2 separate regions of the Mus musculus genome follow, and region 1 is linked to region 2. A link is a loop called in an ENCODE intact Hi-C map of the cell type or tissue named here. Cell type or tissue: heart. All regions are shown on one strand. Each heading gives the region's core, and the rest is flanking DNA. Links, peaks and the distances in the headings are about the cores only. Region 1 overlaps Nelfa (negative elongation factor complex member A, Whsc2). Region 2 holds the start of Mxd4 (Max dimerization protein 4).

The links. Hi-C counts contacts between places; a loop is a spot of excess contacts. Peaks named below come from ENCODE experiments on the same cell type or tissue, not always from the same donor. Only the 100,000 strongest peaks of a DNase experiment are listed, where the experiment ranks them.
Region 1: a loop joins it to region 2, with 2.3 times the contacts of the local background. A loop is called at or near these places in 2 of 42 quality-filtered maps.

What each region holds. Positions count from the first base shown.
Region 1 is chr5:33,930,113-33,935,483 of GRCm38, reverse strand. The region is part of intron 1 of Nelfa (negative elongation factor complex member A, Whsc2); the gene reads left to right. Among named protein-coding and RNA genes, the nearest start is that of Nelfa, 3.5 kb to the left of the region's middle. In heart, for the core only: a CTCF peak has its summit at 3,357 (motif pointing right); no DNase peak of the experiment used is centred there; H3K4me3 peaks cover 789 bases.
Region 2 is chr5:34,185,180-34,190,550 of GRCm38, reverse strand. Mxd4 (Max dimerization protein 4) reads left to right here and starts at 2,841. Exons shown (of 6, transcript NM_010753.2): 1 at 2,841-3,041; 2 at 3,123-3,222. The coding sequence starts at 2,978. In heart, for the core only: no CTCF peak of the experiment used is centred there; DNase peaks (open chromatin) are centred at 810, 2,700, 3,300, 3,980 and 1 weaker place; H3K4me3 peaks cover 3,414 bases; H3K27ac peaks cover 2,351 bases.

The DNA of each region.
Region 1 (5,371 bases), core at 254-5,253, 260 kb after region 2:
CTCTCTAACTTATACTATGCTTTGCAAATACATACGCAAATAATATATGTATAGTTTCACTGTGTAGCCCAGGTTGATCTCATACTTGGTATCCTCCAGTCTCAATCTCTGGAGGTCTGGGCCACTACATCTGATAGCAGCTAAAAACACCGAGTTACCTTAGTTTTTAAACATTTCCAGTTATTGTATTATTTTTATATCATTAATTTTTATTGCTGCACTATACCATATACACAAAACTGCATATTTATTCGGTTTAAAAAATACTGAGAGCTAGCTAAATGACTCCTGTTATCTCCACACATGAAAACAAGGCTGGTCCCTCCAAAGCACCTCCATTCCTCTTTCCTGCAGGAGGCTTTTTTTTTTTTTTTTTGGTTTTATTTTGGCAGGGTTATCAATCGTGTGTGCATTCCTAGCACACACGAGTATTTGGGGTTTGCCTCATTTGAATTTAATACGGCAACAGGTTTCCACGTTATATTCATTTTCCGTGTGGTGTGGGTGTGTCTTCTGTTGGTAAACACCTGGACAGATTCATCCAAGTTGTTGCAGACAGTTTGATTTACTCCGAATTATGGGGTTCCATTCTTCAAGCAGACAGCAAATGGACGATTAGGTTGTGGCTGGTTTTTCTCATTCATTTTGTGTGTGTGTGTGTGTGTGTTTGTGTTTTTCTGTTTCATGTTTGTTCTGTTGTGACTGATACAATACATGTTCATGTGAACTCTAGAAGTAACATTGGAGGTGACAGTAGGATTATACCAGGTGGCCTTTCAAAATGGTTTTATTGAATTATACTCACTAAAACAAGTAGGTCAGGTATTTAGATATTAGTAGGATTGTTTGGTTGAACTTTGTACTATTTGCTTGTTCTGCTGCTTAGCTTTCTTTTTGTGTGTGAGTTACCCATTTTGACCCGGATTGTCTTTTCTTTTCCTGACTTGTTGCTTTGGAGGAATACTCTTTAATTGGTGCTCACCACTGTCCTAGTTCCCAGCTATGGCTTAGCTTTCTGAATGGCCTTGTTCAGGAAGTACTCCATTTTTGAGGTGAGGTGCCTGTGGTCTCCATGTGTCTGTCTGTCTGTCTGTCTGTTTCTCAGTGTGAAGCTGAGTTCAGTTTTACAGGTGGCTGTGATGGTCCAGCACCACCTGCAAATGGTTAGCTTTTCCGCCCTGCTGCTCCTGCCTTCTTTTTTTTTTTTTTTTTTTTTTTTGAGTCATTTGTGTGTCTTGCTGATAACCAGCCAAGCTACTTACTGTCCCTTTAGTGTGTTTTGATGTGTGACACACAGGGCAAACCCTTCACTTAATCTTCAGGAATGGCTTCAGCTTTTTTTGCAGCCCCTGGCACTTCTGTCTGTCAGTCTGTGTCTTAGTGTATGTGTATCATTTTCGTGTTTACATGTTCATTTATGTGTGAGGCCAGAGTTGCAGCTTAGGTGTCTACCTCTGTGGTTCTGCATCTTTTATTATGAGACAGTTTCTCAGTGAATCTGGAGCTAACCTTTTGGCTAGACCGGCCAGCCAGCATAGCCCTGGGCTGCCCCTGTCTCCATCTCTAGTACTGTATGTACCCACTGAGCAAGACTTTTTATGTGACTATGGCAATCTGAACTTAGGTCTGCGGACTTCCGGAAGCACTGTATCTAACTTAGCCATGTCCTTAACTCATGGTGTTAATAAAATAGTCTTCATTGTTAATTGCTTTTTAGTCTTTGTTGCAGTTTTCCTCTTAACCCAGCTAGCTCCCATTTATTTAGCAAGTTCTGAGGGCACAACAACTGAGCAGTATTACTTATTATAATCTTCTAAACTAATCTGGCTACCTCCCAGCCAAAATCCCTGAGTACTTGCATTTTAGTACTGATCTGGTTCTCTGGGCTCCAGGTTTTTTCTCATTAAGTCTCCTGGACTCTCCACTTCCTCTCTCTTTTCTCCCTTCCCTTCCTTCTCTCTCCTACTCAGTCACTGGCTAATCAGCTTTTATTGACAAATCAGAAAATAAGATACAGAGGAAGGAGATACTTAGAATAAGGATTGCAACCAGATACAGGAGCACAGAAATCAGCATTTGAATTATACATAGATAATGTTTAATAGAGCACAATAACATTATGCCTACTCTTAATAGTATAAAATCTTGGAACCTAGAGGTTTGGGGAGTTATTTAGAACCATTAAGTTCTATGATTATCCTAGATTCATACATGTCTTTTTTTTTTTTTTTTTTTTTTTTTTTTTTTTTGCTAATGGTATATAGAAATCCTTTAGGTGACTAGGATCTGGGCTAAGAGCAGACGGTAACCGTTCTTTCTGTGTAATCGGGGTTCATTTGGCTTTTTGGGTTTTGTTTTTTTTGTTTTTTTAACCGTACTGTATTCACTATGGACTTGTACTGTTGACCCTCCCTACCTTGACATCCTGGATTCACCTGTTCTTCCTTCTCAACTGCTGCTTTGTATATTTTGGGTTCCTATTCTTAGGAATGCTGTAGTTGTTACAGTTACCTTGTCACTGAACAGCAGGTGGAGTTCTCAGAATTTGCTACATTTTGTCCTTAGGCCTTTTTTAAAAAAGAGTTTATGTAAATTGTTTCACTTTATTTTTTATTGTGAGGCTTGGGGGGGTCCAACTTGGGGTTCAATAATAAAGACACAGATATCTGTGTAGTATACTGTGATTGGCCAGTTTGCTGGGGCAGTCCCTTAGCTAGCCCATCTAATTCAACTGACTCCCCTGCCACGGTGTCTCTCTGTGTGGCTCTCCTGTTCTACTTCTCTGCCCTACTTCCATTCTGCTGCTGTCCCACTTCCTCTCTGCCTGGTTGTTCATTCCCAGCTCTAGCTGCCAGCTCTTTATTATGCAAAACGTCACATTTGGTCTGAACCAATCAGCAGCAGGACAACATCTGTCCATCTCTGGGTGTTCCTTTTGACATATAAGGATTATGTAACTTCCCCCAAGACAGCTTGCTTTTTTGGGCAGGTGAGGAAGCAGCAAACATTTATATATGCTGTTAGGCTGGCACCAGTGGCACAGCAATGAACAAGTGAGAATGCAGAGACAACCTACATGACCACTTGATACAGTATGTGTGGGTTATCCCAACATCTTCCCCTTTTAGTCCAAGGAATGCCTTTCTCTCCAACATCAGTAACTATATACAGTAAGGACAATTGTGCAAACTATTACTGTTAGAATTATATTCACAGTGTCCAGTCCATTTGTCCTATCTTGAGTCTAAAGTTCTGTAGAGGGTTTGTCTCAAATGAGCAAGGGAAAGAAACCTGAAGTGTATTTTTTTTTCAAAGATTCTTTATTTTGTGTATGAGTACACTGTAGCTATTTTCAGACGGACCAGAAGAGGGCATCAGATCCCATTATAAATGGTTGTGAGTCACCATGTGATTGCTGGGAATTGAACTCAGGACCTTTGGAAGAGCAGCCAGTGCACTTAATGCTGAGCCAAGCCATCTCTCCAGCCCCTTAAATAATTGTTTTTAAATCACAATTTAAGTTTTCACATCCTCCAACCTTTCTAACTTGCATTTATGAACCTTAAAACACCTTCTTAGACCCAAACATTTTCTTAGAGCCTTCACAACTTAAGCTTTTATGTCTTTCAACTTTCATAAACTTTACACCTCTTTTGTGAGTTTCTCTTTCTGAATCTAGTAACAAGGAAAACTGTAAGACAAGGATGTACTAGGACAGTATAACCTGAGGCCTGATTTTTATACCTGAAGGGAACTTAAGCCTTGGTTTCTGCTGTTCACTGATAAATCTTTCACTAATCTCATCTTCAAATACATCAGGGTTTCACCTGAGTAACCAGGAGTGCAGACCAAGCAGCCAATGGTCTATAAGATGACAGAGCCTTACTGGCTACCTGGACAGTCACAAGGCTCCTCTTTGGTCAGTGGGGTACCCATCTTTGGGCCACCAGTCTCAGAAGACTTGACAGACTTTCCTGTGAAGCAGGAACTTAGAGGGACTGTCCACCTTGTCTAGGCAAAGTGGGACAATCAACTCCCATGTGTTGTACTTGTCCATCATTTGGACAGCGTGTTGTCAGCAAATAGTCAATGGTTAGCTTTGTCACGTTTGAAGTAAGCTCCCAGTGGAGTTTCTTCTGTGCCCATCATCTTCAGAGGAGGAGATTAGGGGCACTGCCAGGAGCTGATCTGTCTCACTGTCACAAAAAGCCTTTTTTATTAAAGCATCTAAAATGACATATTCTGCAGATTTCTTAAGCATTGGAGGATCATCTGTCTACCTAAAGTATATCTAAATAAACAAACTTTACTTGTTTCTAGTTGATTGTTTTGAAATGTAACAGGAAGCTTCATAAGGCTTATACCTGAAATTAACTACACTCGTACCTAACATGACTACAAGTATGGTTCTGAATGCATCAAAGAATTTGATTATTTATAGGTTACTATTTTTTAAATGATCCTTAACAGTTTATAACAGTACTTTTTAAGATTAGAATTTTGCATTTTTAAATGAGTTGCATGCTGAAGTTATATGCACATAAATCCTAAACAACAAGAGTTGAATCTTATATACAGTATGTGGTAGCTAAAAAAATCTAAAATATTTGATTTATTGATGCCTTTTTGTTTTTTTGTTTGTTTGTTTGTTTGTTTGTTTTTCGAGACAGGGTTTCTCTGTATAGCCCTGGCTGTCCTGGAACTCACTTTGTAGACCAGGCTGGCCTCGAACTCAGAAAGCCGCCCGCCTCTGCCTCCCGAGTGCTGGGATTAAAGGCGTGCGCCACCACACCCGGCTTTATTAATGCCTTTTTAGTTTAATAGGAGATACAATAATCTACTCTTCTTTCCCTTTCACCCCCATAAACCACTGAACAACCAATAACCACCTAGGAATGAAGGTTGTGTTCTTTAGATTGCTTCTTACTGGCTGGGGGCAACCCAAAGGAAATTGGAATGCTGGCCAAGACCTGAAGAGTGGACTGTTGCATTTGCTGTTCAGGTTCTGTAAGGATCATCTGCCGCTGGAAAAGTTCAGGGCTGAAGCAGTGTGTTAGGCTGTACTATCCAGGGCTGGCCACTTTGAAGTTGTCCTGAATACGAAAGTTGAAGAAACACTAGAACCTGGCAGGATGCTGGAACAGTTACATGTCTCAGCATTTCAGCATCTGTCTCAGCATCCTCGGACGAATCATGTTGGGCTACTTTAACTTCACTGGTGCCTGGTGATTTTGCTCTGAAAGCACATAGCTTATAAAAGTAACATTGTATGTACGTTTTTATATTAACACATGTATGGAATGTGTGGTGTGCACAGATCAGGTAATGATTCTCTGCTCTGGGCCTGAGCAGGTGAAAGGCATCTGTAAGT
Region 2 (5,371 bases), core at 194-5,193:
CCTAAGAAGCCTGGGAAATGTTGCCATACCTGGACAGGAAAGTATAAGGGTACTGTCTACTGTAAAACTGCTGATCCTGGTCCCAGAGAAAGGAAGCCAGGACTGAGTAAGTGGGAAAAGACCTAAGAGCAGCCTTCTAGTAGTTTCTCATCACTGTGTTTGTGTGTGTGTGTGTGTGTGTGTGTGTGTGTGTGTGTGTGTGTGGTGGTGGTGGTGGTGGTGGTGGTGGTGGTGGTGGTGGTAAAGCGGCCCTTTCTCATACTGGACCCAAAGCTCTTTGGTCAATTCTCCAAATGTCCCAGAAATGGGTGCTAGAGCCTCATTCCTAGTCAGAGAAACAGAGGTAGGAAGGCCAGTTAGGGAAAGGCCAGGCAGATCAAAGACCTGTTATCCCTGGTCATCTACCCAAACTCGGGGAGGCTCTATGTCCTTTCTCCTGGGTCATGCTGAATTTACCATTTGTGAGGGAAGATGGCACTGAGGACTTGGGCCAATGCAGTGGCAAGATGGAGGTGTCTTCCTTCTTACCACCTTGGACTCCACAGTTTCCAATTGGGAAAGTCTGGGCTCTGTCTATACAAGGCACTAGCTTTCTCTGGATGGGCCTGGCATGTCACAGTGACCTTTGATGAGGAAGGTGGTCTTGGTTGGCCAGCCTGATGCCTCCTTTCCCCAGATCTTGGGAACTTTGGGACACAGATGCACACAGGCACTGCTGGTGCCCCTGCCCCATCTGAAGGCCATGGGTGGAGAGACCCCTCTGGTCTAAAGGGGACAAACTTGCCCTTTGTACTTGCAAGCCACTTCCTGTTCTGAGCAGAGGCTTCCAGATCTCCCCTGGGAAGCCAGCTCATTCTGCAGCCTCCTTGAGCAGCAGGCTTGCTGTCCTGCCCCTGGGACTTCTCTAGAGCTGACTTTTACCTATCAGGTCACCACTACCCACTCCTCCCAGCGTTCACATGCTCTTGGAGAGGGAGAGCACTTCTGGCACAGGAAAGTGCTTTGTCTTGGATGCAGCTGGTGGGAGCTAGTGTCCCCAGTTGAGATTAAAAATTTCCAAGGCTAGGAGGCTATTCTTGTGCTCCACTTCAACACACCACAGCATCCCATCCCAGTAGGAGGAGGGAGCAGGCTGGGGAGGTCAGGCTTGCCTTAGCACTTAGAGGCAACTCACCAGCCTGCCAAAGCAAAGGTGCACCCTTCAAAATGCTGGGCCCGCATGCTAAGCTCAGGGGCCCAAAGCTCAGCATTGAGCATGGGCCTCAATGCTCCAGAAAGATGGACACCCTTCTCCTTTACAGCTCTGGACAGCCCTGGCCCTGGAGTGATTGTGGGCTTGGTCAGAGAGGCACTTCAACCAATACTAAGGAGTTCTTTCAGTGTCTATACAGGACTGTTTATGACCGCATGAGGTTCCTCTTTTGTTTTTTTCAGGGCGCCATCAGAGCACCTGTTATTCTTAATCCTGCCCCACAGGTCAGACATCTGTGGCTCACACCCAGGCTGGGAGGGAGGTGGTTCTGGTTTCCACATTCCCAGATTGTTAACAGCTCTGGGTGTGGGAGCAGTAATCTCCATCTTTCTATTTCAAGGGGACACTGCAAGTTTCCTTATCTGCATATTGGGCATATGGAGAGCCACAAGGAAGTGTGCACAATGCATCCACCTTGGTCCTAAAGTAAATTCAATGCTAATAATCTTTGTTGTTTGCTACAGTACCTTCCTTCCATTTTAAGAGCTGCTATCTAGCCACCTTATTTCCCACAGAACTCTCCAGCCTGCTATTTTGTCCTCAACCTAATAACAGAGAGAGGATCAAGGGGTGGGAGAGGATGGATACAGAGGATGGTGTTAGGGCATCTTGAGCTGTCTGTCCCCCATGCATCTATAGGCCAGCATGAGGGCCTCGGGTCATTAGGGCCAGGAGTTTGCTGAAGAGTTCACCCTCTTGTCACCATAGCCTGGCTCTTGGCACGGCTCTACCCTCAGACCAAGCACCGCAAACAGACACTCACGGATCCCTCTTGCTCAGTAGTGTCAGTAGCTCTTGGTGCCTCTCCCTTAACCCTGGTGGCCTTCCTTTTTACTCCTGATGGCTGATCCTGCCTACTTTGGGTCTGACATCTGAGAGGCTTTTAGATTCCAATGGTCTGCGTCCCTGTCTCCAAGTTTTAGCCTTCCCTGAAGCCAATATTCCTGCCAGAGACAGGTGTCCTTTGCTGTTCTTTAGCGAGATCCCAGCGCCCGCCCCTATCAGGCCCCAAGCCTGGTCCTCCACCGAGACTATGGTACCAACTGACTCCGGGCAACAGGTCGTTGCGCACGACATGCATGGGCACGACAAAGCGCCAGGGCGCGTGTCCGCAGCGCATCCTGCCTGGTGTCTCCCGAGACACGGTCCACGTCCTCCTGGCCCCCGCGTAGGCCGGGCAGCAGTCCCACCACACAGTGCTTCCTCTCGGCAACCGGTCCTGCCCGGGCGTCCTCATTGGCCCCACGCCCTGTCACTGGCCATTGGTCCGCGGACTCAATTTACATAGACCGTTCTGGCCCAATCGGCGTGCAATGCCTACTTAACATGCACGATGGCCGCCAGTCAGCGAGCACTGGGGCTGGGCCACCACGTGCTGTTGCTAAGCTTGGGCTTCTAAATTGTTACTACTGGAGCCAGCCTATCCTAGCCAAGCTTCGCATCTGTCAACATTCTCAGCTCTGCCCGAGGCGTTCGGCCAGTCCCTATTGGGCAAGGCTAGACAAGAACCCGCCCCCTAAGCCGGAGCGCCCACACCTATTGGCTGCGTCGACTGCTGCTCGACTTATGTGTCAATTTGAGGGCCTGAGGCAGAGGGTGGCGGCCCAGCGCTGGAGTCCGCGAGTCGGGCTGGTGTGCCGCCAGGCGCGGGGCGTGCGGCGAGCAGAGCCGGCAGGAGCGCGCCGGGCAGCCGCCGCCGCCGCCGTCCCGTGCGCGGGCGGCAGGATGGAGCTGAACTCTCTGCTGCTGCTGTTGGAGGCGGCCGAGTACCTGGAGCGTAGGGACCGAGGTAGCCCGCGCCCCTTTGTGCCAGGGTGGGCGGGCGGCGGGCGGGCGCAGGGGGCCGCTGACCGCACCGTCTGTCCCGCAGAGGCCGAGCACGGCTACGCCTCCGTGCTGCCCTTCGACGGCGACTTCGCAAGGAAGAAAACAAAGACGGCCGGCCTGGTGCGCAAGGCCCCGAACAACAGGTACCGCCCCCAACCCCCACCTCCCACCCCCGCGCGCTGTGCCAAGCCAGCTCGGGTCGGCCCCACCCGAGTGTCCCCGTCCTCTCTGCGTCCCCAGTACAGTCCTGCGCGCACCCGGGCGGCCGGCCTGGAGGAGGTGCCGGCCCCGCCCGCGCGTCGCCATCTTCCCGCGGCCGCGCCTCCCCGCCGCCGTAAACAGTGCCACGCGTACAGCGGCCGCGCTCGCCGAGGGCCGTTCTGGACTTTTCCAGACCGGAGAGGAGTTGTCAGTTGGTGCCGACCGCTACTCCCTAGTTTGGGCCTAATTGGGGACTCCTCCCTCCCTTGCACTTCTCGGAGCTGGCTTTGCTCTTAGACCCAGCACCTTATCCCCAGGAGCCTGGACAGAGACCTCTCTCTGGCTACTTAAGCGTCCTGCGCAGCTTATTGACAAGGAAACTCCAACCACAAGCATAGGGCTGGCTTTGTCGCGAAGAGCTGCAGGGAGCTATTTCTCTCAAAAGTTCCAGGGCTCAACTACACTGTTTGCCTTGGCCTTGTGTTTGGAGGAAGCCCTGAAGCTGAGGTTTAGGTATGGCTAGGACTGCTAAAGGTTCCACCTTCCTGGCTGCAGTGGGATCCAGGGCACACCTGACACTGTCTAGGGGCTAACTTTGGCCCAGCTACTCCTGTGTGGTCAGTCTGAGAGCTTCCTTAGCAGGCTGGGGGCTTCAGGGCCCCTTGGCAGAGGGTGCGGCTCATTCCTGTGGCCTGTCTGTTCTTGGGAAACAGAGAGGCTGGCACAAGGACCCATTTCTGTGGTGTCCTAGGCCTGGCAAAGAACAGGTTGAATTACCAACGGCCTGAGTCCCAGCCCCTGGTCTCTTGCTTTGAACAGTTTGCAGAAGGACTTAAGTGTGTTGGAGGCCTCACTGCCCCAAGCTTCCACAGTGAGATGGCCTGGACCCGGCTTCTGTCTGCCCTAAACCCCAGGTTTGGGAGCTCAGCTTCCTGTGGCATGGAGTACCCACAGCTGATAGGAATGGTAGCATTCCTGAGCTGAGGCCCTTGAATGCTTCTGCCATATACACAAGTAAGAATCTGACCCAGCCTTGTAAATGAAGCCTTATTTTGACCTCCATTTTACAACCGAGGAAGCCAAGGCATAGACAGATTCAGTTACTTGGGTAGGGCTGCTTAACCACCCTGTTCCTGGATGAGGTCCTAGCCTTCCATCTTCTTCTGGGATGGGGAGAACTGGGTGCAAGGGGCAGGGGATGCAAAGGGCCTCTCTGACTGGACTTGGGTGCACCTCCCCTGAAGCTTCCTTGGACAGAGTGTACTCCTTCAAGACCTGAAGCCTTAGGGTGGCAGACACAGCCCTCCCCTCCCCAGTCACTGCTCAGAGGCTATTCTCAGCCAGCTCAGTTGAGAAGCTGGGATTTCAGATGTGGCAGGGCAGTTCTGAACCTTCTGTGTCCTGGCAAAATGAAGGACAGGCCCTGGTATAGCAGGCTAGGGTGAGTGATGGCTAGGTCTCTAATGGCAGTGACTCCATGGGAGGGTGCCTTTAGGGTCAAGTACTTTGAGAATATAAGCAGAAGGGTCAGATCAAGGTGGTGCCCAGGCAGCATCTGACACAACGATGGCCTCTCCTCAGGCACAATACCCCCCCTCCCCCCACGGGATCTCTGGACTCCGAAAGAGTTCCAAGAAAGGCCAACACACATGCTGCTAGAGTGGCCCTGTAGTCCAGGGATTGGGAGCTGGCAAGACAAGTAGTATCCTCTGGTGCAGGAGGTGAGGGGACTCCTCAATACTTAAGGTTCCTGCTGACCCTAGCCTGCTACATAAACTAGCAGACCTGTAGACCCAGTCAGGCTGCCATTTAGAGAACTGAAAGACAGGTTCTCCAGAGGACATCAAGGGGTTTCTGCACTGCCTTCTTGGCTCTGGTTGGCCTGTGGAGGGATTCTGAGGCTCTGGCCCAGCCTGAGTGACTAGCAGCAGGTTTTGGAAGAGTTGAGGAATCCAGGGCCAGAGGGAACATAGGTGAGCTAGTACCCTGATGGTGTCAAAGAATGATGGGCCAGGCAGAGTGTACACATTTTTTGGTAAAAGATCCCAGATCCAGGCTCTTAGAGCAGCAGAGGAAAGGACAGGTGGGCAA